5 separate regions of the Mus musculus genome follow, and regions 1, 3, 4 and 5 are each linked to region 2. A link is a loop called in an ENCODE intact Hi-C map of the cell type or tissue named here. Cell type or tissue: gastrocnemius. All regions are shown on one strand. Region 1 holds the start of Gm31344 (predicted gene, 31344). Region 2 has its middle 3.2 kb from the start of Igfbp5. Region 3 has its middle 35 kb from the start of 1700027A15Rik. Region 4 overlaps Gm31047 (a long non-coding RNA gene). Region 5 has its middle 26 kb from the start of Gm29185.

The links. Hi-C counts contacts between places; a loop is a spot of excess contacts. Peaks named below come from ENCODE experiments on the same cell type or tissue, not always from the same donor. Only the 100,000 strongest peaks of a DNase experiment are listed, where the experiment ranks them.
Region 1: a loop joins it to region 2, with 4 times the contacts of the local background. A loop is called at or near these places in 7 of 42 quality-filtered maps.
Region 3: a loop joins it to region 2, with 3 times the contacts of the local background. A loop is called at or near these places in 4 of 42 quality-filtered maps.
Region 4: it touches region 2 in a loop (2.8-fold over the local background); 4 of 42 quality-filtered maps call a loop at or near these places.
Region 5: a loop joins it to region 2, with 4 times the contacts of the local background. A loop is called at or near these places in 8 of 42 quality-filtered maps.

Annotation. Positions count from the first base shown.
Region 1 is chr1:73,359,695-73,364,694 of GRCm38, forward strand. Gm31344 (predicted gene, 31344) reads left to right here and starts at 4,212. Exons shown (of 4, transcript NR_168702.1): 1 at 4,212-4,349. In gastrocnemius, no CTCF peak of the experiment used is centred here; a DNase peak (open chromatin) is centred at 2,529; H3K4me3 peaks cover 1,143 bases; H3K27ac peaks cover 3,447 bases.
Region 2 is chr1:72,875,517-72,880,516 of GRCm38, forward strand. No RefSeq gene overlaps it. Among named protein-coding and RNA genes, the nearest start is that of Igfbp5, 3.2 kb to the left of the region's middle. In gastrocnemius, CTCF peaks have their summits at 737, 2,505 and 3,953 (motif pointing left); DNase peaks (open chromatin) are centred at 797, 2,525, 3,398 and 3,935; H3K4me3 peaks cover 1,049 bases; H3K27ac peaks cover 1,392 bases.
Region 3 is chr1:73,048,518-73,053,517 of GRCm38, forward strand. No RefSeq gene overlaps it. Among named protein-coding and RNA genes, the nearest start is that of 1700027A15Rik, 35 kb to the left of the region's middle. In gastrocnemius, no CTCF peak of the experiment used is centred here; DNase peaks (open chromatin) are centred at 2,079, 3,306 and 3,503.
Region 4 is chr1:72,948,831-72,953,830 of GRCm38, forward strand. Gm31047 (a long non-coding RNA gene) reads left to right here. Exons shown (of 5, transcript XR_001778985.2): 5 at 1,245-3,914. Among named protein-coding and RNA genes, the nearest start is that of Gm31047, 12 kb to the left of the region's middle. In gastrocnemius, no CTCF peak of the experiment used is centred here; a DNase peak (open chromatin) is centred at 2,841; H3K4me3 peaks cover 428 bases; H3K27ac peaks cover 2,617 bases.
Region 5 is chr1:73,111,525-73,116,524 of GRCm38, forward strand. No RefSeq gene overlaps it. Among named protein-coding and RNA genes, the nearest start is that of Gm29185, 26 kb to the right of the region's middle. In gastrocnemius, no CTCF peak of the experiment used is centred here; a DNase peak (open chromatin) is centred at 3,057; H3K4me3 peaks cover 1,292 bases; H3K27ac peaks cover 3,945 bases.

The DNA.
Region 1 (5,000 bases), 480 kb after region 2:
TTTGTGGAGTATAGGCTTTTGTAGTAGGATCTGATGATTTTTTGAATTTCCTCAGTTTTTGTTCTTATGTCTCCCTTTTCTTTTCTGATTTTGTTAATTTGGATACTGTGTCTCTGCCCTCTGGTTAGTCTAGCTAAGGTTTTATCTATCTTGTTGATTTTCTCAAAGAACCAGCTCCTGGTTTTGTTGACTCTTTGTATAGTTCTTTTTGTTTCTTCTTGGTTGATTTCATCCCTGAGTTTGACTATTTCCTGCCGTCTACTCCTCTTGGGTATATTTGCTTCTTTTGGTTCTAGATCTTTCAAGTGCACTGTCAAGCTGCTCTCTCCAGTTTCTTTTTGGTGGCACTCAGAGCTATGAGTTTTCCTCTTAGCACTGCTTTCATTGTATCCCATAAGTTTTGGTATGCTGTGCCTTCATTTTCATTAAACTCTAAAAAGTCTTTAATTTCTTTCTCTCTTTCTCTCTCTTTCTCTCTCTCTTTATCTCTTTCTTTCTTTCTTTCTTTCTTCCTTTCTTCCTTGACCAAGTTATCATTGAGTAGAACATTGTTCAGCTTTCATGTGGGCTTTCCATTGTTTTTGTTGTTATTGAAGACCAGCCTTAGTCCATGGTGATCTGATAGGAAGCATGGGATTATTTTAATCTTCTTGTATCTGTTGAGGCCTCTTTAGTGACCAATTATATGGTCAATTTTGAATCCTGTTCTTACGTGCCACAAAACACTTACTGATCTGACACGTTGTTCTTCAGATGGCCCTAAAGCAGTGATTTCAACCTTCCTAATGCTGTGACCCTTTAAAACAGTTCATGTTGTAGTGACCTCTAACCATGAAATTATTTTGTTGCTACTTCAAAACTGTTATTTTGCTAGTGTTATGAATCATAATTTAAGTTCTTGACATGCCAGATATCTGATATTCAGGGGTCATGGCCGACAGGATGAGAATCACTGTACTAAAGCATAAGGATAATCAAGTTTAGTTACTACACTCTGGGAATCTGGATTGGGTATTTTAGGTTGACCCTTATAAATTGGTATCAGATCATGTTTGGCTTCCAGGCTGGCTGTTTTTATATGGTTTGTCATCATTTTTCATGCATATAAACATATTTTGAGATCCACAGCAATATAGTTGTGAAGTGTGCCATCTTAGAACTAGACATTACATTTGAGTATTGACCATTTTTGAGTCAGGGTTTCACTGTTGGTGGGGCTGATACTGGACTCATGTATTCCAGTGGTCCTCCTGCCTCAGCCTCCCCAGGCTGTTTGCTTTTGAAAGCCTAAGTGGATTTTAACTTAATTCTCTGAACGTCATTTTACCCATATGAAAATGAAGGTAATTCATAATTCATGGAGTCACAAGGATCAAAAGTTTAATCTTCATCTAGAACTTCCATACATTGCCCAGCACACTAAGTGTGTGATATTATTTTGAGTTATCACCCTTATTTCAAGAAGAGTCTATGAACATATATCCCCATTTGCAAATAACAAAACTAAATCTGTCAAGCAAGAACAAAAAGGAAACCTCAACTAATTTTAAAGCATGGTTGGGAGCTTCGGTGTCTCTCTGTTTCAGAAAGAAAAGCCAAATGGCAGGGAGAAGGAGCTCAATTCAAAAGCAGGACGGGTGGAGACAGGCGGTCCCCATGGCTCTCTTCACACTGAGGCAGGGTTGTAGAGTCTAGAGACTGCTCGTCTGAGTGTCCGTGTGAAGAATCTGTGTTGCGTTTCCTGTTCATACAGGGAGGGCCTGGAGGGCAGCACAGTTTCAGATTTATGGTCCAACAGCTGAACAGCACTGGCTCTCTGCTGGGACACACCTTGGATTTCACCCAGCCCACTGGAATCTCGATCCAGAAGTCGAAGAAACCAATAGTAGTATTAGCAATCTCCTGGCAGGAAAATTGCACTGGTTCCTGACTGTGCCCAGGTAACTCAGCTTCCTGGGTTCTGCTTGCAGAGAAGTACCTTGACTTTGAATTATAACCTGCCTCTGCCACGGGCCATGTCAGCCATGCCTCCAACTCAGGGGTCTGTTTTACAAGATAAAGAATAAAGCTGTAGAAGATCAGGGATATTGAACTGGATTGTCTGATTGACCCAGAAAATTGGACTTAGAGATGCTAAAAAGAAGCATAAGGTCAAAGTCAGAGTATAGCTTACAGAAAGTGGTAGAATCAGCCCACACCTTTGGTGATGAGTATTTGTGTGGGGCAAGGCCTGCCTTTGCCTCTCTGGACTTCAGTTTCACTAACTGAGAACTTTGCAGAAAGTCTGCCTTCTGGGTGTCTGGAGGTTGAAAGGCAACTGAATGTGTCCAGTGCTCCTGACTCTATTTTCCTGTTCTCTCTATGCAGAAGAATATTCTGGCAAAAGCTATCAGTTGGGCACATGTAGACGCCCAGCTAGTGAAAACCAGTCCCCTTCTCTAACTCCCCCACCCCCATACTCACCCTTGGTCCTCTCTTCTTGGCTTTTTCCCAGAAGACCTTGGGCTTCCAGGCTGGCTGCCAAGCCAGGAAGATGCTGTAAGTGGTTTTCAGGGACTCCACCCCCACCACTCTCCTACCTCAGTGTGGAGCCTTATTCCCTGCCCCACCCTAGAAGATAAGGTCTGTGGTGGCCCCAGCCTGCTGTGCCAGCACTTGCAGTAGGATTTCTCTGAAACCACCATCAGTGATCTGTGTTTATTTGTGGCATGCAGGGGAGCCAAGAGCTAAGAAAAGAACTGCATTCCAGAACTCTCCATGATCCCTGTAGGTCTGTCAATCAAGCCCTGTACCTGGAAGGAGACCTGGGTTCTCGCTTTCCAGTGCTTCACAAAGGAAACCACCCAGTAGTTATAATGTGATAATTCAGTCTAGTTTTGAACCATTATCAAAGATGAGAAGTTTTTGAGGAAAAAAAATAGAGATTTAGAATACTAATTCTTATAAATTTTTTATTTTACAGTTCCATATTTCAAGTTTTTTATTGCAACCTTTTATATACATGTGTATAAAGCAGCATAGATGGTGAGAAAGATTTGCCCTTGGCCCTGGGCTCCTGCTCTGCATAGCTTTGCCTGCAGCATCTTGGAGCACAAGAACTAATATGAATCTTCAGTAACCCTTTCGGTGTGTTTATTATGAGCGGGAACAAGCTGGGGCCAGCTCACACCAGCTCAGAAGGACCCACTTTTCACAACAACCCCTTCCCGCTCCACACTCAGCAACTTCCTTTCCTACTTGAAATGGAGGCTGTGGGGCTTTTCGACCACAGAACTCGGTGCTCAGTAGCTGGTGAGTAAAAGAAGCAGGATTTTTCTACTTCTCTTGGAGAGTTTTTAAATACCCACAATCCACTGCTCATAGTCAGCTTTATATACACGAGAATGAGACTTAAGTGTTTTTCTGAGCAGCTCCATTTAATCAAGCAAAAAAACCCCATTCACACTGCACTCTTCATTCTGGAAACCCTCAAGTATGCGACAACTGCCTTCCATCTCGTCTCTCCTTTGTGTTAGCTGACTGCTCTCTGTAAGTATCTTCAAGGTATTTCCCCAGAAGGACAGACATCCAGGGGGCTGATGTGCTAACCCTAACACTTCCTGGAAAGAAACCGTGGTCTGGTCTGTGTGGTCAGTGAGACCTTCAACAGCCTCTCTGTCCCACTTAGACAGCAGACATCTCCTGACTGTCCCTGTCAGCTAGCTTCCTTTAACCTGCAACTTTCTCCATGTTTCATATTTGCAGATAACTGCAGGCAGCCTTTGGGACAGACAAAATTCCCATAATTTTAAAGCAGCAAGGGCAAAGGCCAAAGCAAGGGCCCGTCTCTTCCCTGATTACAGTCTCTCTGCTTTTCTTTGGGTACAGTGGATCAAATGACGCCTGTCTTAAATGGCTGGCTGGGCTTTTTCCTACAGCATGCTTTTCCCCAGCCCAGCCACACAGCAGATTCCATTTTCAGCTAAGAAGAGGGGGGGGGAAGGGCGAATACTAAAGGAATCTTTCAAAAACCCTCGACCTGACCCCTGTCTGAACAAATAATGAATCTCCAGAAAAAGCAGTGCGCTGATGGGTCCAGGCTGTGCCTGTGGATTTATGAGGTGACATCAGTTTGAAGACGAGGTGCAGGGTCTGAGCTTCGGGTGACACACTCCTGGATTGTTTTAACGGGCCAGCTCTTGAAGGACACCAAATCCCTCCCCCAGCTGAGTGTTATTAAAGTGGCAGAGATGGAGAGGAGAGCTTTCCCAGATAAATCAGCTTACTTGCTCTGGGCTCCCTTCCCATTACCCCACCCACTGGAAAGCACTCCCTGGGGGAGGAAATGAAGGACTGAGAAATGCTTGCAGGTACATGCTTAATGCCTTAAACTCTTGCTTTGTGTTAAGAGCAACTCCTGGGCTGAGCTTTAAAGAAATAGATGGATTCTCAATCTGACCAATTTAAATAATCCCTGAGAGAGGACTGAAGGGAGGATTTATGTCCTTGGTAACTAAAAGGCACAGCCAAGTTTAGCCTGGAGGCTGGGTCTCTGTACTCAGCCTCACAGAGAAATTCTTCAAGAAGATCCATATACCTCCCCCCCTTTCCCTGTGTAAAGAAGTTACTGGAAGGGGGTGGGGGTGGGGAGGGGCGGGGAGAAGCTGGTGTGAGCAAGAGGAGTGTTGCAAAGCTTTTGTCTTGGAGGCAAGAGTGCTGGAAAAGCAAGGCATAGAAGAAGAAATTGTGTTTCTATTTTACACTTTAACACGGGCAACGTATGTGTAGGTCTGTGGGCACACAGCCTCCAGGTATGTGACCGTCATACCTAAACATGTGTGTCCCTCAGAGAGAGATTCTTAGATTTTAGCATCACATAAACATGCACTTATTAAGGAGTAAAAAGGCCCCAGGGGCGACATATGGGAACAAAAGCACAATACACTGTTAGGGAACCGTGTTCGAGAGTGGTGGGGGACAGCTTAGGAGAACTTTCAGAGAAAGTGGGGGAACTTAGTTGT
Region 2 (5,000 bases):
GTACTGATTTTAGTTAAAGCCAGTGGTCATTTTCCTTCACCTATATAGATGACCAGGGAATCTCTCTCTCTCTCTCTCTCTCTCTCTCTCTCTCTCTCTCTCTCTCTCTCTCTCTGAGTGTGAGCGTGCTATGTGCACTTTCAAGAAGGGATAACGCCCTCCACCCCACCCCCCTCCCCAGCTTTGTTGGGAGTAGTGACTGAGACCCTGGAGGAAATGCTGTGGGTTGTCAGTTTTATCTGGTGTCCTCATGGACACCTTAAATGTCCTTTTAAATGGAAGGAAGGTAGGATAAAGTGATAACCTTCTTGGGTTGACAATGAGGCATTTCTGTGGGGTAGGCAGATCCTGGAGTGAGCAGGTACCTCGCTGCAGGAGACCTTGTTTAAGGGTTAATATGTACCAAGGTAGCATCCTGGAGCCTGCACGTGAGAAATCCTCACCATGCCACAGGAAGCCCCAGATCGCTAGTCAGCACTAGGGACCATTCTTCCCTTAGGAAAATGAAAGAAAACCTAATTTTTGAAAGAAGGAATATGATGGCTTTAGCTTTTTTTGTTTGTTTTAAAAATTAATTTGACATGATAGGTGGTCTGTAGACTGCCCACCACAGGTAAGAAAAGACATGATCAAGTGATGGTCTCTGGGGAGTTCTTGGGGGCAGGGCTTTTGCCCTTTCTCCAACTCTCTTCTTCCCTTGCTCTGTTCTTTTAGAAAAAGGGGCTGCATTTCATGAATTTTGCCACTAGACTGCACCCTTATCTATGATAAGAATTCTTGCTGGAGGACTGCAATATTGAGAAAATATTTCCCTTGCTGGCTCCATTTGGGAGCATCTCCCCGGGCGCTGTTCACACTCCCAGATTCTGATCCAGATTCTCGGTTCTCTGCCAATAGGCACATTTTAAGACAGGACCAAATCTTAAAGGTGTCCTTTTACACCCATTGCCAGGGCAGTTTTATTGTGTTGGTGGCTAGCAGAGGGAAGAAGAGCTGTGTGCACCAATGTACCCCCACACCCCCCAAAAAGGCAGGAGGGTTGGTTGGTTCCAAGAGCCTGTCTCTGCTGTTGGAGGGCTTGGGAAAGCAGGGAGCAACTTAACATTAGAAACTGGGTTGCATTATTTTAGAAGGGGAAGAGATCAAGTGTTATTTTCTTATTTAAGTTAACTTCAGGAGGGAAGAGTGTTAGAAAGGGGCATGGTGTGGGGATGGGCTCAGCTCACCCTGGTGTAGCATTTGAAACGAGAAATCTAGGGTGGTTCTTCTGTCCGGTTTCTCAAGAGTTGCCCAGTACTCTCAAAATATAGCCTCTAGAAGTAAATTTTGTTCTAGCTGACTTCTTGTGGCTAAGTACAGTGTGTAAGGACCAGTAAGAGAAGGAGAGGGCTCATAGAGAAGAGAGGTGGGCAGGGAGAAGAGAAGTGAGAGAGTGGGAAATTGGTCCTCGAAGGGTGATGGTGGGGTCATGGGGAGAGATCAGTGAATGACTTTCTATATTAAACAACCATGATGAGCTCCACTTCCAAAAGAGCAGAAGGAACCGAGAGACGGGCACTGCTCTTCAGGGTCACAGGGTAGGCTCTTGAGAGCACACACGAAACCTCCTTTGAACCCTGGGATCGTCTGTAGCGATTTTTATCAGTGACTGGAGAGGTGAATTTTATGCTCAACAGTCTATATGTGATGTTCAGTGACAAGCGTGCTGGGTGTTGGGGCATAAGGGCTTCCCATGAGTCCATTCTCTCTGCCCTCTATTCGAAAAGCCCTGGACTCTTCAGAAGATGGGAGGGGGGGGGACTTAATATCAACAGAGTTTCACTGAGATGACTAACTTATTCTGGACACACTGAAATCTGGTCGCACTCTCAGAGACCTCCTTAATGGCTGGCTTAGCTTTGCTGCCAGGAACGTACCTGTGTGTGGATAGCTGAGCTCTGATAAGCCTTTGGACACAATCTTCTTAGTGATGTTTGAAGTTAAATGTCATCTACCATGCTCTGTCTCCCCTGAGATCACTCTTTTATTTGCTTTGACAAGAATTAAGTGATGACCAGGACCAAGCTTCAAGAACTACAAGAGAATGAAAGATTTGTGCTGTTTGTCTGAACAACATTCAAAGGGCTTTCGTTCAGGAAGCTTACCAGACCTCCATAAGCCAGCTGTTTCTCCAAGATTTTGGAATGATTTCTAGGGCAAGGATGGTTCCTGATAACAGGGTTGGGGAAAGCAAGTTAACTATTGTCTAAGAGAGGTTTATTCATCATTGGTTCCACTTTCAAGATCTGGTCATTGACTTTTTCCCCACCAGATACATGCATACAGAGAGACCAAGACCCATCAGGAAGACTAATGCCACTGTCTTATCTGGATCCTACACTCTGGTACTTTTAAAAACAGGCACCCAGTCTTCAAGTCCTTCTACAGTAAAAGAAGTTGAGCAGGATAGAGCCAGGCAGGGTAGGGAGCAGCTCAGGACTGCTGTGGTGTAGTGTCATCACTGAAGGCTAGGTGGCAGAACAGATACATCACTGAAATCATGCCTCTACCTCCTTTCATGCAGGAAGAGGAAGAAGAAGCAGAGGAGAGGCAAATGAACGAACGAACGAAGAGCTTTAACAATGGGGTTAGGTGCATGGGAGAGACATAGCCTTGCAGAGGGGCATCCTTGTGTGCCTGCACCCTTTGGGCTCACTTTCATGCTGTCAAGCCTGCCCACTCTTTCTGGTGTTAGCAACACACATGCCTGAGTTACTAAATGTCCTTCTAGCAGCCCCTCAAGATTTACCCTGAAGACAGGTTCCTCCAGCTTGGAATATGGTGACGTTTCGTTCATCAGTACAAGCCCTAAAACTTCTCGGTGGTGGTCTTCATTAAAAAGCACACTATCGTCTCCCTTTACTACGAGTTCTAAGATGTTAATTCATCTATTTCACGCAGTCCAAACACATAGCTGTCTGCTCAGAACCTCTTGCCATCGTGGCTCGGGACTTTCTCAAGAATAACACGGTGTTGCAGGGGCTCACGGGCTCCACCCTCTCCGGTAGTCTTCTGGCAGAGGCAGGCTCTCTCCTCAGATAGCTCTGGGTTCCTTTGCACAGTGGATTCGTAGGTTTTATATGACATTTCTTATAGAAAGGAGGATGACTTCTAGCGTCAAACCACGTGCTGCTTTAAAGTTCAAGTTTTATAAGTGAGGCTCGCTGCAGCGGGCAACTTAACCGGAGTTGAAATTGACCCCCGAGGCGGACTGTTTTATAAAAGAGCAGAAGCCAGCCGTGACTCAGAGTGATTTGTGTCCCTATGTGAGCAGTATATGCATCCATGGTTTTACGGATTAATGCTTAGGAGTTGCTGGAGCCAATCCAGGCAGAGAGGGGGCTAAGCAGAACTCCACAGAGACAGTTTGGGCCTGCAGCCCCCCTGTCTCTCAGACCACGGGACCTGGCTTGTTTCTACAACGGGCAGCTCAGAAGCCCCGTTCACTTTGGAAAATGAGATTAACAAGGAAAAGTGATCCGTTGTGACTTCGAAGACAGGATGGGGAGGTCCGGCTCTGGAGGAGAGAGAGAAGTGGGTAGGGAAATGGAGTAAGAGGAGAGAGACAGAGGGTTAACTGCTTGAAACGGGTTTAATGAGCGTGAACTATGGAAAGGCCAAATAAAAACCACAGAGCCTTGTGGAGGACAGGTTTCATCATAGTTCAGCGGGGAGAGGGAGTGTGGGCGAATTTATGTGAAGCAGGAGAAGACCTTCCTCAGGCTGCCTTCCTTTTAGTTATTAGAAAATGGTTACAAGATAACAGATTTTGGAGTCTTAAACATAAAATCTGGGGCTTGGGGAGATGTCTCAGCAGTTAGCAGCACGAGCTGCTCTTACAGGGGTCTAGGTTGGATTTCTAGCACTCATGTCTGACAACTCCAGCTCCAGGGGGTCAAGCGCCCTCTTCTGGCCTCTTCAGACATCACAAACATATGCACCCCCATCCACTGTAATGAAAATAGAAATAAGTCTTTAAATAAAATCAATTCTGACTCTTATTGTTAGCCTTAAAATCGTATACACTCTAAATATGCACAAATATGCAACGTCTTAATCCCCAACCAAAATTCACTTAACAACTTTTAAAGGAAACTCAAGTCAACAACTCAGCCATTAAAAAAAAAAAATCAAACATTCTAGCACAATACAATCTGAAGATTGTGTTATTTCCTCATTTGATGCTGAGGAAAGACTGTAGGAAAATATTGTTTTGGGTTTTTTTCATAATGAAATCATTTCAGTTCTGTAAGAGAAGACTGCATGGGTACAGTAAAGTCAGTGCGCTTAACTCGGAGTGCACCATAGTCTTACAGTCAAAGCACTGTCAAATCCATCAAAAATGCAAATAAAGTCAACCAACGCTCCCATCCCTACAAAACAAGTGACAATACTAATTAATATGTTGGTTGGTATTAGGCTGAGGTCTTGCTGGAAAATATGTATCAATATTTGTGATTGCAATTTAACTGTTACAGTGTAAAGTTTTTGAGTACACATGTTGATGTACTGATCCATTATTTAATCCTTCGGTTACTCCCTAACCAGTACTGGAGTCCTGCCTTACACAGTGGTTAGGTTTTTGTTGTTGTTGTTGTTTTGTTTTTCGAGACAGGGTTTCTTTGTGTAGCCCTGGCTGTCCTGGAACTCACTCTGTAGACCAGGCTCAGAAATCCGCCTGTCTCTGCCTCCCGAGTGCTGGGATTAAAGGCGTGCACCACCACGTCCGGCATTGTTTTGTTTTTCCAGACAGGGTTTCTCTGTATAGCCCTGGCTGTCCCGAAACTCTCTCCATAGACCAGGGTGCCCTTGAATTCAGAGATCTACCTGCCTCCGGCTCCTAAGTGCTGCAATCAAAGGTGTACACTCCCACGACCTGGTTTCACCGTGATTAGTTTTAAAGCCAGTTTGCAAAGTGAAATTTGGGTATAGTCAAAATTCCTACAGGGAAATTCCTTCAG
Region 3 (5,000 bases), 170 kb after region 2:
TCAGTGAGATAAAGACCCCAGTAAGAGGGGAGGTGGTCTCAGAAGGCATGACCGGAGACAAGCATTTCCAAACGCATTGTTACTTTGAGAGTTTGGAATCTGGCCAAAGTTAGAAATTCAACAGTTCCATTTTACAGATGGGAAGGAGGCGGAGCAGAGGGTGATTTGCTCAAAGCAAGTATCAGTCTGTCTCAGAGGTGTTAATAGGAGTCAAGGGCTTACCCTAGCCTTCACCACTGTACTCTGGCATCACTGGTATTTGATGCACAATTCTATAGAATGACAGTATGAGAGAGACAGGGAAGAATTCTGAACTTTTTTTTGGAGACAGTGTCTTCTTGAATTCATTAACTCAATGGTTCTCAACCTTCCCAATGTTGTGGTCCTTTAATACAGTTCCTTACGTGTGGTAAACCCCCCATCCATAAAATTATTTCCGTTGGTACTTCATAACTGTAATTTTGCTATTGTTATGAATCATGATGCAAATGTCTGATATTCAAGGTATCTGCTATGCGACCCATGTGAAGGGTAGTTTGACTCCAAAGTGGTCACGACCTTTGGGTTCAGAACTGCTACACTAAACAGAGGAAGACCGTGAGCACCCCATTCTTTTGCGTCCACCTTCCAAGTGCTAGAATTATAGGTGTACACCATCAAACCCAGCTAGGAAGTTTAGTTTTCAGCATTGTGGAATAGTAATCTATTAATAGAAGTTGTCGAAAAATTATAAGATTTTTTTCAAATGCCATGTAACACACTTTTATTGTAAGTGTATTTTGTTCTCTAATACCTACCATGCATTACTTCATTAAAGTCTTACACTTAGGTGGGTTTGCCTTGCGGCGAGGAAAACAGATCTACTTCAATAATGAATGCTCTACCTGTAGTCAACTGGGCCAACTTTAGTGACAATGCTTACATACTTTTCTGTAGTTTTCAGTTGACTGGAAAAGTCAATAAGACTGTCACCAGTATTCTACTGACTTCCGTCCTGGTGTGATTTATATTGCCCTGAAAAGTGTGTAACCAAAAGCAGCTAGCCAAGCTTATCATTGAAGGAATCTGAAGCAGAAACTCAAGTTAGGAACCTGGAGGCAGAAACTGAAGCATAGTTAAGGGCGGGATGCTGCTTTTTGGCTTGCTCTGCATGGCTTTGCTCAGCTTGCGTTTTTATACAACTCAGGACTACCTGACCTAGGGGTAGTGCCACCCACAGTGGGCTGGGATGTCCCAAATCAATCATTAATCAGGAAAATGCCCCCAAAGACATGCCTATAGGCAAATATGATGGAGACATTTTCTTAATTGAGGATCCCTCTTCCCAGATAACTTTAGTTTGTGTTACATTGATAGAAAACAAAACAAAATAAACCAAAACCAAAACCAATCAACCAATCAAAACTAATCTGTGTGTCTCCTTTGGTCATATCTCAGGTAGAATATATGATTACCTTTCACCCACACTTTAAGAGAGACACATGCTCCTATTTAATAGACTGAGAAAATAAGAAACAAAGAGAGACTAGTGGGCCATCAGGGAAGTGCAGGAACCTCAGAATTTGTGATGTACCATAGTCTTCCATTTCAAGGTCTACACACTTATTTGTATGAATTTATTACCATTTTAATGAGATTAGAGTCAAATGTTGTCAAAAAATGTATGTTGGAAACACTGAGACATGTTCTTTGTATTTTGAAGTGATGAGGTCACAAGAGAATGTAGAGCGGATGTTAGAAAGACAATGGAGGTGCAAAGAGAGTAGAAGCCATCTGGCAGTGTATTGAGGAATGGATTAGAAGTCTGGAAACAGTTCACCTAGCCTTTCTGATTCATCCTAAACCTGTACTTCTTTTTCCTTTTGGTGTAATAACTTATTTTTCTCTGGGACTTACTTTTGCAGGTCCGTTGCTTCTGGTACTTGAAGAGCCTTTAGGCCTGAGTTGCATCTTTTCTCTCCTTACTGGTTGGTCTTGAGTTCCTGTCTGTTTAGGATGGCTTCAGGTTCATGATCCGGTTTTGTTTCTGAAATACCTGCCTCTCTTCACGCACAGGAATGGCAGATGCTGGAGATGATCTGGCTCCCTGCCAAGTTTCCTTCAGAGATTCCTTCCAAAAAATTCCTTTCAGTAGCCATAAAACTGAAAAGTTACAAAACAAAACAAAAAAGTAAGCAGACGGCTCCCTGGGCCGATGCTGAGAAATATTCCATGTGGTGCCATCATAAGTTTTAAATGGAAGTGTGATCTTGCTCTTCTAGCTCTGTAAGTTTCAATTTTTAGATAAGTTTGTTTAACTTACATTCCAAATTAGAATAATGTTTTCCTGTATTGGTCTATTTTGAGCCACTGTGGCAGGGAGTGGGTAATTTATAAAATGCGAAAATGTATTGGCTCACTATTAGCTCACAGTTATGGAGGCTGGGAGATCTGATGCCCAGGTACCCAAATCTAGAGAGGGACGTTGAGGACGTAATCTGACAAGACGCACCGCATGTTAGTTTCACATTGTAACTACTGTGAACGTGCTTCAGTAAACACTGCTGTACAGCCATGCTGTGTTGAGTTGGTATGGCGGGATCACACGGAAGACCTATTGTTAAGTTTTTTTTTCTTTTCTTCTTCTGTTTTGAAATTGTGAAAGAACAAATTTAATTCATAATATATAAAAAAAAATACCAACAAGCACAAGAAATCTTCCTCAGCCCCAAAGGCAAGGGTGGCTTGCAGACTAATGTAGAGGCACATGAAAGGCATTGAGTCTAGCTGGTACAGATTCCTGGTAACAATTTTAGCTTCAAAAGGAGTACGAAGACTCGAATAATCTCTACAATAAAGGGTATCATTTTTAAAAACTTTTAATTGACTCCTTATGAATTTCATATTAAGTTTCCCCTCCCCCATCAACCTGTCCCCTCATATCCACCATTCACCCTTGCAGCATCCCACCCCCAAAATAACACACACACACACACACACACACACACACACACACACACACACACTCATACACACTCACACACAGCATAGAAATCATCCTGTTGTGGAAGCTACAGTGTCACAGTGTGCCCCATAGTATGTCTCTCTGTCCACACACCTTCACTTGCAAATGCTTATTGCAATGAGTCATTGGTCTGGTTCCAGATCTCTGGCTTGTGACACCATCAGTATTGAATCTTTACCAGGATTCCTACTGGTCGTCCCATCGCTGCCCAGTGTCATGGAGATCCTGCAGCTTTGGATCAACAGGACTGGCTCTTTCACATGTCCCAACCATTCACAGAGGATATCGATTTTGCGATGCGCCAAGTCAGAGCCCTGGATTTGGGCCTCAGTGGCAACCAGTTCACCATCCTGCTGGCAATCCCTTATCTGCACTACCAGGGCAAGCTCTCTAGCACTGCTCCAGCTAGACCACCCAATGCCCTCATTGGCAGGAGACAGAGTCAATTAATTCTCCCACACTCAAGGCTTCCGCGGTGGGCCAGCTCCACTGTGCAGCCTGAGGTGCAGGGCCCAGGTGAGAGGTGAGAGATGGGGCATCCTCCCCAGCTAGGGAGGGGCGGGGCCAGATATGTACAGCCACTAGATATCCGAGTGTTTCTGGCAGCTGTCCACAAAGGGCTTCTCCATGTCCTCTAGTGGTAAAATGAGCCATGGTTATCGACACTGACCCCTGCTGCTGTGTAGCTAAGGACCCAGACATGACCCTCAGGGGCAGCTTCGGTTACGTCCTCACCATGGCCCCGTGTGGTGCGCTGGCCACGCAAAATAGGCTACTCCTCCAGTTCCATGTCTCTTCATGATTTACAAGCTGTTCCACTCCTCTCCCATCTGATCCCACATACTAGCACATTGCGGCGGTTCCTGCTGCAGGTTGGCCTTGTAGCTGGTGGGCCCCTGGGTGGCATCCTCCATCTGTACTGCACGACAAGTCAACAAGTGGGTGACCATGGCCCATGTGCCCAAGGGAAGGTCTGTGGGTGGCATGGCAGTCCGCGGGTCTCTGTTGGTCTTCCTCCTCCCTCGATGTGCTGTGTGGTGGTAAGTGTTGATGTTTAGTTTGTTCTTTTCTTCTTGTGAGGATGGGAACGTTTATTTTATACGCCAGACTGCAAACCAGAAGCCTATACTGTCTCTTCTCTTCTTCTAAACGTTTGAAGGTTTTCTTTTGTATCATAACATTGTCTTTCACAAGCCCCTGGGGCAAGCACGCACGCACGTGCTCGCGCTCGCGCGCACGCGCACACACACAAAGATGCTCAGATCACACCCCATATCAATTAACCCAGAATCTTGGGGAAAGCATTTTTATGTTGTAGAATCTTCCTTGGAATTATAGTGCCTGTCCAGAGTTGAAAACCTCTCTTCTTCCATATTTAATGCTAGAATGCTCCCTTCTTTCCAATACTAGAGGTAGACTAGGATGCAATACTACCTATAATTCCATAGGAAACAGACAGGGCAGGCTAGACCCACCACTCCTGCTCTTAGCCTGAAGCCACAACTCAGGCAAGCAGCATGAAGGCAGAGCTGTAAGGCCGTTGCATGATCCTGGCCTAGTGTTTAGGACCTGTGGGATATTCCCCACTGAGCATGCACTGGGTCCAGGGTTGCTTCTAGGAAATAGAATATGTCAGATACAATGTGATCTGAATTAGTTGATTTTGAGGACAATGGATCTACACGATCCCCAGTCATATAAGAGGGCTATGCTTCCAGAGAAAATATCCAACTCTGAAGGACCAAGAACCAATTAGAAGACCCAGAGAGGGTTTACCCTCTCCTGGCCTTTTGATACTACATGAAAGAAAATATCTTACTTATAGCTTCTGAGACCCTGAACAGAGGCCTCAGCTAATCTGTGAGATACAAATATGTACTATTTAAAAGTCAGCTTTATTTTTGTCTGCAATTGGTCGTTTAGTGATGGAAAAACCAACACAGATATTTTGGCATAATGGAAAACTAGCTTTGTAGCTAGATATATTTGGGCTTTT
Region 4 (5,000 bases), 73 kb after region 2:
ACTGGCTCTGGAACTCACGCCCCATGGAGGTGCTTTGCTGCAACCATGTTTTGTACCCTCAGTTGTTGTCTTAGTGATGGGAGGCACTATGTCTGAGCGCTGTTTCTCCTAGTTGAGAAACAGTGTCCGAGACATCTCTCTTCACGTAGGCTGCTTAGTCCATGTCCCGCCCACTGCTGTTGTTCCCCGTATCTTTGACTGCCCTGCCCTTCCTCTTTACAGATGGACTGATGGATGGGAGGTGGTGGGCATAACTGACCAAGTGGTTTTAATAAGAGACCTAAAGGTAAATTTGGTGGTTCCGAGTATTCTCATTTACTCAGAGGAAAAGATGTATTTGATCCCTCCTGACAATGAAAGCAAGATTTATTTTTTCAGTATACAGTGCCTGGCATACCAAAGCAAGTAACAAGAGTAGATTTAAGAAACTGCCTTAGATTGTTCTCCATCCATCGATCGATCGATCGATCCATCCATTATCCATCCATCCACCCACCCACCCACTGTCATCTATTTATCCACTCATTCACAGCACCTACCCACCTGTCTGTTTACCTCCCCACCCTTCCATTTACATATGAAAGTACTCCATTCATCCACCCACCCAGCTAACTACTTATCCACTTGCAACACCTACCAAGCCATTGATCTATCTATTCACTCACCAATATATCCACCTATCCTTTATGTAAGCATGAGTGTGTTCATTTACTCACCATTTATCCATCTGTCATCCATCCATTTATCCACCCACCTCATTATTATTATCTACTCATCCATCATCTATCAAGCTACCATTCAAACATTCATTTATCCAACCATCATTCATCTATCTATCCATCCATCATCCATCCACTCACACATTTATCCTTCCTTCCTTCCTTCCTTCCTTCCTTCCTTCCTTCCTTCCTTCCTTCCTCCCTTCCTCCCTTCCTTCCTTCCTTCCTTCTATCCATTGTCTCTCTATCTACTCCCCACTTATTAATTTACCTACCCATCCATTATCCATCCCCTTTGGCAGTTCAGATGTGGCCATATACCTTTGTACAGGACCCGAGGAGGGCCTAAGTAGAAGTTGTGAAGTTGCCCATGATCTCTGAGGAGCTTCAAGCACACCCGTGCCGTCATCCTGTCTAGAATATGCTTGACCGGGGAAAGTAGGGCCTCAGAATATCTCCTTTTCTCTCCTCCCACTAAAGTTATCTTTGTAGACTCTGCTAGTCCTGCCTCTATTTTCTCTACAGATGTTTTGAACTCTTGAAGAATGCCTCATGGACGCACAAAGGTTACTCCCCTGAGGCCAACACCATCTTCCAGTGCCTGTCTTGGCTCCCTGCCACAGTGCCTCAGACTTTACAAATGTTTAAGGGGCAACTATGTTCTCCCTGGCTCCCAGCAGGGACTTCCATAGGAAGGCCTGACTGCTCTGCAGGTTAGAGGGCTCTGAGAAAAATCCTTTAAGAGGGTGTTTAGAGTTTTTTTCAGAGAGCTGTGGGTCTGGGGATTAGGACTCCTCACCATGGGAGCCTTTGGTATGGAGACCCTCAGTAGATGTGGACAGGAGCACAAGTTGGGTGAGTAAGGAGAATGTCACAGACTGATGCACACACGTCCATCCCTAAATGATGAGTTCTGCTTGGTGCCAAGGCTTCATCTCAAGAGTCCTGCCTGCTTGTCTGGCTGCAAAGAGTTCAACTGAACTATCCTCATCACCAGCCTGCTTTAGACACCAGCTGCATTCATCCGTCAGGATAAAGGAGGCCAAGGTCTAGCCTTGGGCTTACAGGTCTCCCACCAGTAGCTACATGCCATCAGTAGGCTTTTCCTATTTCCTTCCATCTTGGACCTGTGGTCTCTCCCTACCCTCCTTATCCCAGATGATGAAGGTTTTTGCTCAGTGACTGGCACTACTGTTTGTACAGGAATTTCCCCCCGAACCAGGCTTATTATTGCTATTGTTCTTGTTGCTGTTGAGACAGACTTTCGCTGCATAAACACAGATGGTCCCTTAAGCACTGAGACTGCAAGCGTGTGCCACTGAACCCAGCAAAGGAAAGTGTTCACCTATGGCATGGGTCTGGCTTCCTCAGTCTAGAGTATCTCTAAGCAAGCACTTTCTTTTTTTATTTCTGCAGTTCTATGGATGGAACCCCAGGCCTAGTGCATGGTGCACAGCCATGTTGCCACTGAGTCACATCCCCAGTCCTCAGGGCACAAAGATAATGGGGTGGAGCATGAAGGGCCGTGGTTATAAGGTCTGTGGCATCAGAATCACCTCTATCTCAGGGTCCTTGGATGCTTCTGGATAATCTGTGAAGTATCTGTTAATTTCTTTAGAAGACTTGGGGAAAAAATTCCAAGACTATCTAGAGAAATAAGGACAATTTAACTTTATCCTCAGTGCCAAGAAAAAGATATGCCAAGTGAGGATGAGCCTACAGACAGCCATGGGCACTCCCTGCCTAGCCTTAAGCTCTCAGAGGGTGCCCCAGTACTGTGTCTGGACGGTGGCTTTAGTTCTTGCCCAATGTGCTTCTGGAAAACACTGCCGGTGATAACACCTTTAGAGTCATGGAGAGTTTTAGATGGCACCGCAAAGATGCTCAGTTAGGATAGGGGAGTCTAAAAATAGTTCCCAGAGAGGGCTCCTGAGGCCATCTCCCGTTTTTCCTGTCTGTGTTGGACAGAGCAGCTGAGTACAGTCATCCTCATGGAACAGGAGCGAAGATGCTGTGTGGTGACCTGGGAAAGGGTCCAGAGACTGGACCTAGAGGTGATGCAATGGCTGAAAGATAGAGCTGGAGGCCAGGTCAATCGAAGGGATGAAGTGCCCCATGGGGAGCAGGGGTGAGGGGGCGCAGTGCCCCATGGGGAGCAGGGGTGAGGGGGCGCAGTGCCCCATGGGGAGCAGGGTGAGGGAAAAGCCAGCAATGGTAATGGCATGAAAGCACCTTCTGTGGCTGTTCTCTCACCCTGGAGAGGATAAAGAGTGAAGGCTGCACTTTGGCTGTGCTCTTGGGACCAGACCATGACTTCCCGCGTGCCAACCTCCCAGAATGGACAGCTAGGCTTCAGATGGTCGGTTGGGACCTTGGCCCTATGTGGGTTTGAGGGAGGAAGATTGACAGCCACTGCTGCGAGCAGATCACAAAGCCCTCAGAACCCGGAAGAATGACTCATGAGACAGCTGGCTCTGGGGACAGTTCATAGCAGGTGGAGGCCTGCTTAGGTTCCATCAATCACCCACTGTTATACCGGGTCATGAAAGAAGGGACGAGGCAGGCTGGGTGGGTAGCAAAGGCCTTCTATAGAGGAAAGGACTACTTAATTCTATTCATGGACTCAGCAGCTTTGCATGGGTAGAATATTCCCCTGGTTTTAGGGATTAATAACTAGGAAAAAACCAGGCAAAAAGAGATTGACCTACCTTGGCATGTTTTTTAGTGTAGAGGTTTTTGGGACTTGAACCTGAGTGTCTATGGGGTCTAACTCCCCATAGTTGGGAGGGAAATGTGCAAAATTACAGTTAGTTGGTTTTGTCTGTCAACTGTCCTCAGTGAAAGCCAGAGACCATCCTCAGATCGCTGTCCTGGGCAATTTTTGTCAACTTGATATAAGTTAGAGTTAACTTGGGAAAATATCTCTGTCGGATTGCCTGTAGGTAAGTCAGTAGGGAGTCTTCTTGATGAATGATTGATGTGAGAGGGGGCTATGCCACCCCTGGGCAGGTATTCTCTGGTGCTATAAGAGAGCAGACTTAGCAAGCCTTGAGGAATAGCCAGTGAACAGCACCCCTCTATGGTTTCTTTTTTAGCTTGTCTCCAGATTTCTGCCTTGAATTCCTGCCTTGGCTTCCCTTTACGATGGGCTGTAACCTGTATGTCAAATAGCCAAATAAACTCCTCCCTCCCCAAGTTGCTTTTGGTCCTTGTTTTATCACAGCAATAGAAACCAAATTAGGGCACTCACACTGGCCACTGACTCTTGCAGTCTCTTGGTTGAGGGAAAGCCAGTGGAGGTGTTGATCCTGCCCATGGCACAGCCTTAAGAGGGTCTGATTTGGAGCATCCCTGATTTGTAGTCTCTCCTTGACTTAGAGCAGAAAGATGTATACCCCAAGCCCAGATTTTCACTGGGTATCTGGTTGCCCCAGCCTGGAATCTGAGCCGGTCCATTTTTCCACTGGTGAATTAGCAGAACAGTCCAGGCTGGCAAGGGAGCTCCTCTGACAAGTCTGTGAATGAGCTCAGAGGAGCAAGTGCTGGGCTCAGGTGAGCCGCACAGGGGTGGGGCGTGGGGAGGAGCCTGCAGGCTAGAAACTGACCTCCTCTTGTCTGGCTGCCCCCTTCTCAGCCCTCTCTGCTTGGGAACCTGCAAGGAGGCTGCTCTCCTTTCCCTGACTGCCGAACGGTGGGAATTTGCTTCAGTGGTAGATTATATTTTCCCGAGATGGTTTGAATTACCTCCCCGTCCTTTCACTTAATTAGGCCGAGGCTGGTGTTTATTGTGTCCAGCCGGCCTTCCTGCATGAATAAATAGTAACATGTTTGTTTTCTTTCAGGTGGGGTTCAGTTTTAAAGAGGTGGATTGGCAAAAAGAGGAGAGGGGGGAGGGAATTGTGAAGTCATGGGATGAGAGGTTAGAGGCAAAGGTTTGCCTCCCTGAGCCACCTCAGCAACTCTTTCTTCTCCATGTCGTACAATGTATTCAGAACCCCTCCATTCTCACGTGTCCCTAGCTGGTGTCTGTCTGCCTGTCTGTCTGTTCTTTGTTTCTTGAACTTCTCCTGGGAATCCAGGCACTTCCTGCTTCCCCACTGCTTGCCTAACTTCGTACCTGCTCATTTTACTGTTCTTTCCCACCAAAGCCTTCATCCCCCTGCCCTGTTCTCTAACTCTTGGCTACCCCAAGCAACAGGGACCTTGGATAAATAAACCACAGTTCAGTCTTGCCATAAAATACTATGCAGCCAAGAAAAAAGAAAGAACCCAGAGATCTTA
Region 5 (5,000 bases), 240 kb after region 2:
TCTCTGTTGACTCTCGATTCTCACAGGACCCCCTTGGTGAGCAGCAGAGGTACTACCTAGCTACCCTCATGTCCTCTTCATGTTGTTTCATAAATATGCAAAACACTTTCATCAAGGATGGTAGCCAATCCCTTAACCCCATTCTTTCAGGCTTACATAGAGCAATATTCCTCACACTAGTTAAAATCAAACAGAGAAGGAAGCCCCTGGACCCTGTGCGCTGGTAGCAACAAGTGTGGTGGGCAGAGAATGAATGGGCAGTTCCAAGGACAGTATGTTCTGCTCATGAAGCAGACTGCTCCCTGTGACCTCTGGAGACCCAGATGGGAGCAAACCCCATTTCAAATCAGGGTGAAGGGCCTCTCAGGAGTGCACTGTGGATGAAGTCCTTGGGACACACTGAAAGGACAGGCAAGTTAGCATGTGATGTGAGCATCCAGCCAGGGGCAGAGGGTTCCAGCCCTGGCTCCACTCACACAAGCATCCTGGGCAGGGAGCAAGGTTCAGTCTGGCCCCGTTCTGCTGTTGCTGATCGCTACTGGAGGAGGAGATTCCATCTTGCCCAGCCCTCTTCTGGTTCTGCCTGGTTATGTAAGGTCACCCAGACAGAGAACGTGCTCTGGAGCACACATGGTCCCATCTTAAACACAGTGCACTTGGACTGGAGAGGGAGTCGCAGCCTTGGCGCTGGCCCTAATGACTTGCATGGCTCTGGGCAATCACTTTTCTTCTGGTTCTTAGCTCTCCCAACTGAAATAGGTTAGTCATTTTGTTCAGTGTGTGTGTGTGTGTGTGTGTGACATATGCTTTATCACAAAAACACCTACATTCAGGGATCAGAGATACAAAAACAGGATTGAGTTGCTTGATAAGGCTCAGAGGGAGATGAATAGACTCCCCACTTACTCAAGCCCTTCTCTTCCACACCCTCCAACACATACTTTAAAAACCTCGAGAATGATAGGCTGCATTTTTTTCCCTAATTAAGCTTTACAACCACAAATAATTTTAAGAGACTCACATCCAAATATATCCATGTTGACAAGTGGTATAGATTTACTGCTGCCTGTGGGTCTTGACTGTTGGTAAAATTCTTCATAATTTTTTCAAACAAAATAAACACAACTAGAAGGTTCAATATTTTCTTCCCACACCCCAGTAGATAGTCTTACTCAACGCCTGCGGTATACACACCCTGGTTTGGAGAACACAGGCCCCAGGGGTCCCCAGGTTCTTTCCAGCCATGTTGTTCTAGGTGTCTGGGCCTAGAACAGAGAAATGGTGATCACTGCTCATAGAATCAGCACGTATTTCATTTAGGAAAGTGAGAATATCAAGGTCACCTCAGGGGAAGAAAAGTACTGCACTGTCAGATCAAGGCCAGTTGTACTTCTCAGTGGGCTGGGCACATTCTGCTGGCTCGAGGACCCATCTGGAGCTCACAGGCTCTGACACTTGTACAATCTCTCCAGCTTCCTTGTAAGGATCATTTTCTTTTAGCCATGAACCAGTAGCCCTGGATCAGGCTATGCTGAGGATTTTCTTTTCCAGAAAAAAAATTCTTATAAACAAACATTCGAACTCTCTTTGTCATTTAAGAAGAGTTTTATGAGGAGTGGGGGAACTTAGGGGTTATATTGTAGCCTCCTCTTTCTCCTCAGGCCTTGTGTTGAAGAAAGGTCGCTTTCTTTGGGTGGCGGGAGGGGGGGGGGACCACAGGACTCAAGGGAGTGGTGGCTGAAACCCCAGTCCCCACTCATAACTCACTTGAGAGATATGCAAAGCTGTCAGGACTGCCAAAGGCCTGCCTGCCAAGGCAGGCTCCTCTCCAATGCACTTCTATATTTATGAGAAACCGAAATAAAATCCAGCGCTAAAAGGCAACAGACGCACAGTCAGGCAGTCCCCAAGAACATGCCTAACAAAAGGCAAGAGGCAGGGGACAGGCCATCAGGAAGTCGGCAGAACAAAATGGTGGCTTCATGGCTTCAGGGACCCTGATCCTGGCCCAGTCAGAAAGCAATCTTCTGACAAGGTCTGGAGAAGCCTCATCAGCCCTGTGCCAGTGTGGCCCACTGAGAGGATTCTTGTCACCCGCTGAGTTCTCTAGGGTTGCCACGACAAAGCCTCCCAGATCACGTGGCCCACTCTACAGCTTTCTCATGGTTCTGGAGTCTCCCAGTCTGAAGTCAAGGTGTCAGCAGGGCCATGGTGCTCCCTCCGAAGGCAAAAGGTCAGGAGCTCCTCCTCCTCATTTCTCCAGGCTCGTTATGGTTGCTGGCATCCTTGGTGTTCCCTGGCTCAGAGCTACATCATTTCGGTCTTCCATGACCTTTCCCCTTGACCTTTCCTCTTGTGTATCTGTTTATTTTGCTTAAACTCCCCTTTCATTTCTCCTCCCCCATCTCTCCATTCTTTACTATGTATGTGTGTGTGTGTGTGTGTGTGTGTGTGTGTGTGTGTGTGTGTAAAACACTTTCATGTAGCCCAGGCTGCCTCTAAACTTACTATATAGACAAGGATGGCCTTAAACTTCTGATCTTCCTTTCTCGACCTGCCAAGCACTGGAATTACAGGCCATTCTCTCAGTAACTCCCGATTTCCGTGTTGCTGGGGATTGAAAACAAGGCTTCTGGCATGGGGCTCTACTTGCTGAGAGATATTCTCAGCCCCTTCAGGTTACTTTTGTTTTTTAAAGATAACGATATCAGTTATGTTGACTTTAGGACCCAACCTAATCCATTATAACATAATCTTGACTTAGTTGCACCTTCTACAAAGACCCTATTTGTCAATAACGTCACTTTCATAAGTTCTAAGTGGATATAAATTTGGGAACAGAGAGCATATTTAACCCAAGGTAGTTTTAAAATATACTTTTCCTCAGGGAAGACTAGGAGGCAAAGAGAAACAATATGTCTTTCTTTTTAACTTTGAATGAGAATAATAAGGTATTTATTCTTATTATTGCATGAGTGTGTGCATTTTTGCCAGACCTAAGTTTTTGCTTCCTTAAGTTCACAGTACCACTGCCATGGGGAAGCTTCCAAGGAGGCGCTGTGCCAAATGGGAAGGTGGATGGCCTTGAAGTCTCTCTTTAGCTCTTCCCATGGGCTGACCTCCTGTAAGCTTTAAGCCCTTTCTCTGTATAACTCAGGTGTAGAGAGCTCTCAAGACTTTCCAAAGGGCTTCAAGGTGGGATCCACAATTCAGATCTAAAGTGGGCAAGAGAAGGTTCAAATTTCAAGTGTGATTTGGTCATACTTTGCTTCCTCTATCTACACAGTCATAAATCCTACTTCATCTTTTGTCTGTATCTGCCCTCCCTTTTGCCCTGTTAAGTTTCTCTTTCCTGACTGTCACTTGTCCTAAGGCTTAGTCTCTAACAATTAGAAAGATACATCCATTCTTTCTCTTATGCCTCCTGGCCAATCTGCTCAGTTGCCAGTAGGGAGGAATTCAGCTTCCCTCATGGGTGCTGACTCACATCCTTACCCTAGGTGAATCGTTGAAGACTGCACTGTTCATACGGACAGAGATGAAGATGAGAAAGAGGAGATTTGAAAACTGTAGAGGGAGTGCAAGGGGAAAAAAGTCAGGAAGTGCCTCACCCCAGCCAAGACCAACAGCTGAAAACCAGAGATGAAACCTGGAAGGACCATGGAAAACGCAGTGGGCAGCTTGAAGCTGCGTCAAACCAATGTGCAGCCAATATAATCCAGAACAATTTGGAGATATTGGGAGCAAAGAAATCCATGAAACACAGGGACCAGGCTAAGGGGGCATGGAGGGAGAAAACTGGATGGAGAGTGGAGATGGCTGGTCTGTCACAATATGGAAGTAAGTTCTGTGACTTGAAATTGACACTGTAAACTTTTCTGACCCCTTATAGTGTTCAATACCTGAATGTGTGCCCCGGCGAAAGTACCTGAACATTCCCACAGCCTGATCTACAAATCTCTTGCCTCTTAGCTCCATGTCCCTGGGCTAGGGAATAAGAATTCATTTTATCTTTTGAATTTGTCTAAGGGAAACAGGTCAAAGATCTTTTTCTTGCCTTTGTATGTGTATAACCCTCAGAGAAAGGCAGTTTTCCATATGCTGTCTATACTGGTGTTGGCGAGATCTCATCGTTCATAGCTGGTCTTGAATCAGTAATGATAAGAGCAAAACTTTGAAGGCCAAGTTCACTGGCTGCAATACTCTCTTGGCAGGACTCCATTCTCTTCAGATCCATAGTCCCATACTCTAATCTCCTTCATTCCAATAAAACTTGAGGTTCTCCTCTTCCTTTCCTCTAGCCACACTAAGTAGAAACCATTTGGTAGCTGATAGCCACCCTTCTGGGCCTTGGCTTCCATTGTCTGTATCTCTAGGTGGTTGACACATAAGGAGAACTCACTTTGGATTGCCTAGATAATTTATGTTTTCACCAAATAAGTGGATCTGTAGTGATTTGGGAATCTAGCTAGCCAAGGGACAGGTGGTGACAGAGAGCTATGTAGGCCAAGCCAGTCAAGGCTTGACAATGTGTCATCAGGATTATTCTTGAAGATTCCTAAAAAGACGAACATTCTGCAGACCGGTTACTTTAAGTGTTTTGACTAAAGAAATAGCATTTGGCTCCAATTTTAGAGACAAGCTGGTCCTCTGGGCTTATTGAAGTATGCTCCGTCAGTCTGAGTTTGGGATCACCAAATCTGATGTTAAGGCTCGTGGGTCCGAGCCAGACTGAAAGAAATGCAGAAGCTCACTTTACTCTCAGTCTATAGCACACAGTTACATTGCAGGCAGGGCACAGTAATATGCATGCAAGTTAGACACAGTGCTAGGCTCTCATCTGTCTATCAAGTATCTTATCAAGTATGTAGCAGGAAGGAGGGAGTAGGATCATCTCCTAAGCATCCTCTGCAAAACCAGGGAGGGCTGAGAATCAGATGAGCCCACCTCTGCCCCAAGCAGACGGACAGTAAGGCAGACATAGAGAGATAGTCAGACAT